Linked DNA regions of Homo sapiens: regions 1 and 2 are each linked to region 3. The links are chromatin contacts, found by Hi-C or POLR2A ChIA-PET in ENCODE. All regions are on one chromosome and are shown on one strand. Each heading gives the region's core, a stretch centred on a gene start or an enhancer-like site at or near the end of the contact. The rest is flanking DNA. Distances are from core to core; before and after follow the strand shown. Region 1 holds the start of TLE7 (TLE family member 7). Region 2 overlaps ZNF19 (zinc finger protein 19). Region 3 holds the start of CALB2 (calbindin 2).

What was found. Hi-C counts contacts between places; a loop is a spot of excess contacts on that map. ChIA-PET counts read pairs that join two places held with the same protein, here RNA polymerase II (POLR2A). Pooled maps may share reads with other maps.
Region 1: a pooled map shows a loop between it and region 3 (2.0-fold over the local background). The contact joins the promoter of TLE7 here to the promoter of CALB2 in region 3. A Hi-C loop is called at or near these places in 1 of 50 pooled maps. POLR2A ChIA-PET finds 5 or more read pairs at or near these places in 2 of 52 experiments (activated T-cell and activated naive CD4-positive, alpha-beta T cell).
Region 2: a pooled map shows a loop between it and region 3 (2.0-fold over the local background). The contact joins the enhancer-like site here to the promoter of CALB2 in region 3. A Hi-C loop is called at or near these places in 2 of 168 maps with a recorded cell type or tissue (GM12878 and HCT116), 1 of 37 single-sample maps with no recorded cell type and 9 of 50 pooled maps.

Annotation. Positions count from the first base shown.
Region 1 is chr16:71,440,745-71,443,463 of GRCh38, reverse strand. TLE7 (TLE family member 7) reads left to right here and starts at 1,410. Exons shown (of 10, transcript NM_001367365.2): 1 at 1,410-1,495.
Region 2 is chr16:71,482,769-71,485,566 of GRCh38, reverse strand. It overlaps ZNF19 (zinc finger protein 19), which reads left to right. Exons shown (of 6, transcript NM_006961.4): 2 at 819-978. Among named protein-coding and RNA genes, the nearest start is that of ZNF19, 5.2 kb to the left of the region's middle. RefSeq lists a silencer at 943-1,222 and an enhancer at 790-1,699. Within about 2 kb of position 1,411, at least 41 of the 41 ENCODE cell types and tissues checked have a DNase peak (open chromatin) inside an H3K27ac peak, as active enhancers do; they include GM12878 and HCT116, where a contact is called at or near this core.
Region 3 is chr16:71,357,380-71,360,150 of GRCh38, reverse strand. CALB2 (calbindin 2) reads right to left here and starts at 1,428. Exons shown (of 11, transcript NM_001740.5): 1 at 1,265-1,428. The coding sequence starts at 1,358. RefSeq lists a silencer at 1,400-1,629 and an enhancer at 732-1,697.

The sequences.
Region 1 (2,719 bases), core at 161-2,660, 83 kb before region 3:
AGGAGAGTTTAGAAGGCCAGGGCTCACCCCAGCCTTCCCAGTTGATGGACAGCCTCTGCAGGTCTCTGAGACATGGCAGTCCGTAGAGGGGGACAAGAAGTCCTGCAGCCCTGGCTTCCCGCAGGGTCCACAGTTTCTTTGCAGTGGCAGGATCAAGGCTCGGACTCATGGAAGATTGAGAATCCTAGAGGACATAACCTGATATCTCAGATCTGCCACCAATGTCCCATGTGACCCTGGGCCTCTCAGCCTCAGGCTCCTGGTCAGCATAGGGTGGGGATGGTCCCAGGACTCTGACGGTTTTCTCCCTCTCCGTAGGCTTGTTACTGTCCAGGGCAGGTCATCTGCTCAGACCTCAATGACTGGAGGGTGAAGAAGGCAGTCAGACACCTGCAAAGCCTCGTGAAGTCACATGACCCCACCACCCAGGAGACTGGGTAGCCTTGGTGTTCACCACACCAGTCTTGAGCCATGTGCGTGCAGTGGAGGCCTTACCAGGACAGCAAGAAACCTGAGCACAGGAGACTCCAGAACCCCGCACAGTAGCACTTCTGCTTGTCTTAACTGGAGCCCTGGGCCTGGAAGGGGGAGGATTAAAGTCTTTCTCCTTCAGTCGGGATCTGCATGTTCTGTCCCTGCAGTGCAAGGTGCACACACCCACCTTGGCCTGTCACATTGGAAGGGACCTCAGAGAACACCTGGGCCTGCTCTGGCTAGGTCAGGAGGGGAAATAGAAGCTCAAAGGAAAACATGGCTGTCCTGTCTCAAGGCACCCGCAGGTAGAGGGGAGAGCCTGGTGCGAGGCCTAAGCAGGGCGTCCATGCGCTGAGGAGCAGAGCTCCTGTGTCATCTGCACAGTCTCCCGGAGGCCTGGGGGCCCTCTCTCTGCAGGGGCTGGGGGTTCTGGGAAGAGGCTCTGGATTCTCTCCTGTTCTCTCTGCCTTTGAAATCTCCACTCCTGCACATCTGTTATCTTCTGGCCTGGAGAGGATGAGGACATCCTCCGACACATTCCATTGCACTCCATTCCATTCCAGCACTGTCCGCAGGCCCCTTCCACAGGCCAGGGGTTGACCACCTGCTGGGGAATCCTACATGGGTCAACCTTGGCCTTCTCCTGGGGAACGCCGCAGCCTGGGGGAAGGCGAGGACCCCTGTAGCCCCTTCCCCTAGCTCGCAGGCCCAGAGACCCACTACAGACCAGGTGGTCCTTTAGCACATCCTGTACCGGGCAGGGTCTCAGGGACCTCCCCTGCACGGTCTGGGCCACCTCTGCTCGCTTTCCGGCTTTCTCCTCCTTCTGGATCTCTCACTGTGCCGCCTGTTCCCCAAGTGGCTTCAGTGTTCCTGAGGCGTGGCCCCCACCCCCTGCCAGCCACCGAAATCCCACCCACCTTCGGCTCAAGCCCAGCCTCCAGGAAGCCTTCCCGACTGCCCTGCGGCACCAAGCCTCCGTCCTCTGGTTGCCCCGAGGGACCTCAGCGCCCCCGCCACGGTAAGGGGCTGTTCTGCCGTGGATCCCCGCGCGTCTGCTGGTCCCCACCCCGCCATCGGCCCGCAGCCCCGCGGCCCACGTGCTCCCAGGCTGGGGCCGCCCGCGGAGGTGCTGGCGCCGGCGACGCCGGCTGGAGTTGGAGACTGCGCGTGAGCGCCCGAGGGCCTGTCTGCCTATGCGTCGGCCGTGGGCCAGCGCTTCTGACCCTGGGCCTCGGCTCTGGCCTCGGTCTGGAAGGGGGCAGGGGAGCGGGGCCCTGCGTCCGGAAGTCTGCGCCCTGCGCGGTGGGCGGAGAAGCCACGAGGAGTCCTTGCTGCCCCCGGCCCTTGGTGCCCCCTGGCGGCCGGCGCGCTCGCTGCACCCCTGCCCGCTTTCCGGGAGCGCGGGAGGAAAATCCAAGAGCCAGGCCCTGGGGCGCCGGCCAAGCGAGGGCTGGACCCTGCCCGACCCAGAGGAGTAGCCCTGTCACAGCTGCCCACGGCCGGAGTCCTGGGGCAGCGGGTCCCTAACCTAGCAAGCCCGGCCGCGCACGCCGCGCCCTGCAGGCCAGAACCCCAAGGACGCTCTGAGTGGTTAGTGCAGCCATTGCAACGCGGTGGCGCACGCCTGTGATCCCAGCACTGTGGGAGGCCGAGGCGGGAGGATTGCTTGGGGCCAGCAGTTCAAGACCAGCCTGGGCAACAAAGTGAGACCCTTGTCTCTACCAACAACAAAAAAAAGTGAACTTTTCTTACAAAATAAATCGAGTGAAATCCTGCTGCGAGGCCCACATTGTAGAGTTGCTGTCGAGGACTGTGGGGGAGGCGGAAAGTTGCCGGCGGGCTCCTGAGAGTGACTGAGCAGGGGGCTTTGGTAACAGGTCCCTGGGGAGATAAGAGATGGACCCAGGACAGAAATCGGAATGCAGGACTTGGGAATGCAAACTTCCCATGGCAGGGACGGGACGCGAGGTGGGTGGGAAGAGCAATGTACGATGCGGGAGACGCCACCGTGCTTGTGGGAAGGGCAGCGTCACCATGCTAGGAGGAAGGGGCCTTGGCAAGGAATGGGGAGTTGGGGCTCCCCGTGACAGTGAGGGAGGAGGTGGGAGGAGGGGCCTGGCCGTGCATTGTCCCTTCCAGGTGCCCGCCAGAGGGCGCGTCAGCCCTCAAATAAAGATCTGGAGGCTCACAGTCGCAGTTCTGCCCAGATGACCCCATCTCTGACCTTTGTGTTGGCCCACTA
Region 2 (2,798 bases), core at 162-2,661, 130 kb before region 3:
AAAAAAAAAAATGTCCACCGTTTTCACTTCCTAAATAGTTACTTAATATATCCCTCCTTAGACCTGGTCTTTCTTTCTTTTTGTTTTTTTTTGTTTTTTTGGTTTTTTTTTTTTTTGAGATGGAGTTTTGCTTTTGTCGCCCAGGCTGGAGTGCAATGGCACAATCTCGGCTCACTGCAACCTCCACCTCTCGGGTTCAAGCAATTCTCCTGCCTCAGCCTCCCGAGTAGCTGGGATTACAGGTGCCCGCCATTACGCCTGGCTAATTTTTGTATTTTTAGTAGAGACGAGGTTTCACCACGTTGACCAGGCTGGTCTCGAACTCCTGACCTCAGGTGATCTGCCCGCCTTGGCCTCCGAAAGTGCTGGGATTACAGGCGTGAGCCACCGCGCCTGGCCTGCTGACCTGGTCTTTCTTAACGTGTCTGGGTCTTTACCTCTAAGGAGGACAGCTTTTTTGTGCAAAGACCCTTTGGCAGTCTGGTGACACCTTCAAAACCAATGAACATACAATTAAACAGTTTTTTAGAATTTGTGATACAGAAATATAAGTGCAGCTTTACCAACGTGATGAAATGTAATGACAAGACTTGAGGTGGGCCCGATAACAACAAGGACAATTTCAAATTAGTGACGAGAATAGCCATATTCTGAGATCTGCATCAACTGTAATGTGATATGAAAATATCTGTGATTTCTATCGGTGACAGTCACAGATACGGCTGATACTACAGTAGTTTGTTGCCAACATAGAAGAAAATGCTAAATTTCGGTTAGAGATTAGCGAAAACAATGATATACTTTCTTTCCTATTCAAGGTCTCTGAGGATCCCCGGGTGGAAACTCCTCCCGGGAGTAAAACCACACAACCACTGAGAAGACCGCTCCGGCATCCTAGAGAGTACGCGTGTGAGCCTGGGTGCAAGGCCAAAGTAGTGACGCACTTCCGTTCACGCACCGCTTTCTGTTTTTCCTGAGGTGAGTGTTGGGGTTTGTCGCCTAGGAGTCCTTGCTAGGCTCAGGCACTGCACCTCTAGAGAAGGCTGTCGGCTTCGTCCCTGCTGCCTCAGTGGAGGGAGACAGGGCGGCCCCTCCGGGACCGGGGAGCGGAGGCTGCTCGCGGGCCGGTCCCGGTCTCCCTCTGGTGCCTTCGCTCCCCCACGCCTGCATCGGCGCCTTGGGAAATGGAGGCTGTGGATATGGGCGGCTGGATGGAAGGGACGCCTCTGTTCTCGACGCCGCCCAAACCCCATCTGCTCATTGGGCCACAGCTGCTTACTGAGCAGCTATGTGCCAGTTCCTGCTCTAGATTCCGGGGATGCAGCGGTGAATGAGGCGGGGCGTGGGCCCCGCCCCCAGGAAGCTTTCCGCCCAATGGGAAAGTCATGTATTAATCAAATCTGGTTATTTCACTCCACCTGCCCGTGACTTAGTGCACGTAGATCGAAGACCAAGTTCTTGACGTGCACAAAGTGTGGCTTTGTCCCTTGTGACTTCTTCAGCATCATCTAACAGCACACTCTCCTTTGACTGCTACTACAGTGTTCTTGATCCTTCACTACTAGAACATGGCTTTTGCGTATGCTGTTACTTTTGTAAAGATTTCCTTCATACCTTAGTTAATTTATTTTCTTAAGCTTCCCATCCACGTTAGTTTCCCCTGGCAGTGATTTAAATTGTGGACTTAAAAGTTATTTGAGAGAATCTTGATTAATGTGTCTTTCCTTTAGACTAAGCTCTGCGAGGGACAGGATCATGCCCCTTCTCTCTCTACTTCATCTGTTGTGTGTCACACGTGGCCTTGCATGAAATATGTATGAGATAAATATTTGTTGAATGAAGAAAGCACAAATCAATATATAATTTCAAACTGGATTAAGTGGTATATAGGAAAAGGAGTACGGTGCGAGTGGAGTGTTTAACAGAGACACCTGACCTGGTCTGTAGAGCGATCATGATCTGAAGGTGAAGGGTGGATAGATTACTGGAGAGAATGGCGGCTAGATTACTGGAGAGAATGGCAGGCAGAGAATCTCAGTTGTAATGGTTCTGAGATTGGAGAAGAGTAGTTCATACAGAAGAAACAGCAGGTATGAAGGTCCTGAGTTAGCACAGAGGAAACTGAAAGAAGGCCATTGTAGCTAAACTAAGAGAAAAGAGGGTGGCGGCACAAGATGAGGCTCGCAGAAAACAGCATCATGCATTAAGTCCCTGTAGGGAAGATGCTGGCTTTTTATAGAATATTGCTGTTTAACTAGAATACAAAGTGTCTGTAAGAGATGATATAGTTAAAACAATAACCCAGATGTTTTAGTGTGTTGAGTTGGCCCTTCAGGGTCCTTTGGTAATCAGTTTCTGGTTTTCATGGCCCTTGAGTGGGGCAATGAACAAAAAAGATGCCTGCTCCAGGTCCAAGTAAAGGAAGACTTGCTCTGAGATTTTTTTCCTGAGTTTTCTTGGCCATTCTTGTCTATTATTTTATGTTAACCTTAAAATCATTTTGCCAGTTCTAAAAGCATTCCTGTTAGGATTACTATTGGAAAGAATTTAGTGTAGTTATTAAAAGCAGGAGGCGGTGCCTCACGCCTGTAATCCCATCACTTTGGGAGGCCGAGGTGGGTGGATCGCTAGAGGCCAGTAGTTTGAGGACTAGTCTGGGCAATATGATGAAACCCTGTCTCTACTAAAATTACAAAAATGAGCCAGGTGTGGTGGCACATGCCTGTAATCCCAGTTACTTGAGAGGCTGAGGCAGGAGAATTGCTTGAACCTGGGAGGCCGTGGTTACAGTCAGCTGA
Region 3 (2,771 bases), core at 179-2,678:
AGGCACACCTGATGCCCCTCTGTTTTCCATCCCCCTTGCTCTCAGACCCCAGGATAAACTCCCTGTCATCCCACACAGATCTGGGACAGGGGCCTGAATGACAGGTGTCAGAGCCCACAAGGCTGAGCCTGGCCCCCTGGGGGGCTGTGCAGTGCAGTGGTTAAGAACTTGTCTTCTGGAGACAGCATCTGTCTTAGCCTTTCCCGTTGGCCTCCCTTTGGGGTCAGCCCCTCCAGGAGCCATTAGCTACCCGAGGGGAGGGTAGCTACAGACACCACAAAATGTCTGAGATGCCAGGATATTTTGGATGCTCATCTTAGCCAGGTCTGTGCGTAGAGAGGGAAATCAGATCACTTATTTTTTCGGAGTAACAGAAACAGAGTCTCTAGTGATATCAAAAGCCTCTAAAGGAGGACCACCCTTTATGCCTGAGTCAGACCACCACAGACACTTGGAATCCCAGTGCTGGGGGCTACCTCCAAAGGTCATTTGGTCTGGCCCTTGCTTTTTGGGTGAGTCAGTGTCAAGACCACACAGAGCAGAGGGTTAGTCACTGAGGCACTTAGGGTGGTGCCTCCCCCTACCCAGAGATGAAGTCACCAAGAGTACCCAGGATTATCACTATGAGGGAACAGGTCTGGGACTGGCACCCCAACGCTGCCCGCCACCACACCCACTGCTGCTGTATTGGGAAACCTACATGCCCACGGCGGCTGGAAAATGGACAAAGGAAGCAGGGGGGTGTTCAGGGCCCCCAATGCCATTTTCCACTCCTGCTCCCAGCCAATCAAGCTGGGGAGGCCACGTTTCCCTTCAGGATCCCCTAATTTATCCCAGCCTCCAGCAGGGTAAGGGGGCTAACCTAGCATTCAACAAAAGGGGAAGAGGAGGAAAGAAATGAGTGGTCTTCTGAGACCTGTGGCTGGAGCAGCTGAAGGCAGGGGAGGTGGGGGAGATGGCAGGGGGAACCTGGAGGCCTTCCCAGCCCAGGCCACCTCTCTGAGAAAGCTCCCACTTGCTCAGAATAAAGGTGCAAATGCGGGTGGGCTCTGGGTCATCTATGTTAGGGAAGAAAGTTACTGACAGTTGTGCCCAGAGCAGCCGGATGTCTCCCAAACCCGGGACCACTACCCCAGCAGGCTCTGCGACCAGACCACCTCCTGAGGGCAAACGTACACCTGCCCGCATTCAGCGCCGCCCCCTGCCCCCTTCACCGCAGGTCCCCTGGGTGCCAATGGGCACAGAAGTTGGGAGCTTTACTGACCGTCTGCGTCAAAGTGCTTCCATATTTCCAGGAACTGGGACGCCGTCAGCTCGGCCAGGTGCAGGTAAGGGGGCTGCTGCTGCGGGCCAGCCATGGCGAGCCGCTCGGAGACCTCAGCCTGCACCGCTCCCGCTCCGCGCCGGCTGGGCTCTGGCACTCGCGCTGGGGTTGTGCGCCACGCTGCCCTTATATACGCTCTGGAGCCTGCGCCTGCGCCCGGCCGCCAGAAGGGGGCGCGCGCGCTCAGGGAATCCGACCGGGGCGCGGCGCGGCGGGGGCGGCGGCGCGAGAGGCTCGGCCCGGACTCCTAGAGGGCCCTTACCTCTGCGCTGAGACCCCTCGGCGCGGGGCCAGGGACACCCGGAGGATTTTCGGTGAAAATGAGGGAGAGGCTGCCCTTGCCTTCCCTCCCGACCGTCTTGAGTACATCCACCACTTATTATTGCTGGCAGTAGCAATAATAATAACAGCAGTAACAACACTAATAGTAATACTAACACAAACTTGACAAATATTTAGCACTCGGGCTTCGGAGTTCACTAGGTCTCTGTCGTGCCTCCTCTCTTCTGATCCTTCCACAGCAGGAAGAGCTGGGACCACTTTTCTGATGAGGTACTTGTGACTTCAGATGATTAAGTGACTGGCCCAGCAAATTAGTGGCAGGGCTACAATTTGAACTCAGCACTCTTTCCACGCCGCACGTGGCTCCTTCATGGGGCTCAGTCTTGCAGAGCAGCCAAGAGTTCTCAAGGCTTTAGTGGGGAGCAGCTGGAATCAGCAGTGCCCCGGGAGGATTCCGATGGAAGTGGTGTGGGGTGGGGGTGGGGGGCTTCCACTGTCTGTTTGGGTCTTCGTATATCCGTCCCCTCGGAGCCTCCCTCCACCCCTGGTACCTGCCTCACGCTGGCCATGCTCTGGGGGGCTTTTAGACATTTGGCCAGGGGGTGGCAGAACTAGATCAACCCGTACCAGGTCTTAACCACGCCCACCTAGGGACATCGTGGGAATGTGCCTGCTCCAGTGGACAGAGAACAACGTCCAACTCTGTCTTGGGGATGTTCTGAGCTGGTCTCAGAGAAAATAGACGCAGCTACTGAGCGCACATCCTGAGGGCAGCAGACAGGACTCCCCAGCAGGGAGCTGGGCCCTCTCCCCATTCTCTCCTGCGGTCTGAGCCCTTAGGGGTCTGTCCTGGCCTTGTGGTGTGGTAAGGTAAGACACATTACCCACAGAGTGACAGCATCATCCCTCCTTTCTCCCCTCTCCTGCTACGGAGTGACTGAGACATGAATTGGCGATCTTTAACATGTGCTAATGAGTGTTAGCTGAACCACCTTCCAAGAGGAGAGTGAAAGGCAAGGAGGTAAGTGAGAATGAAAAGGAGGTCGCTGGGGGAGAGGGGAACCCAGGAGGAGACAGAGAGAGGGTTGTCCCTTGGAGAGAGGGCCAAGCCCAGAGCGAGTCTCAAAGGGGCAATAGAGAATGCAGGTTCCAAAACCACTTGTTC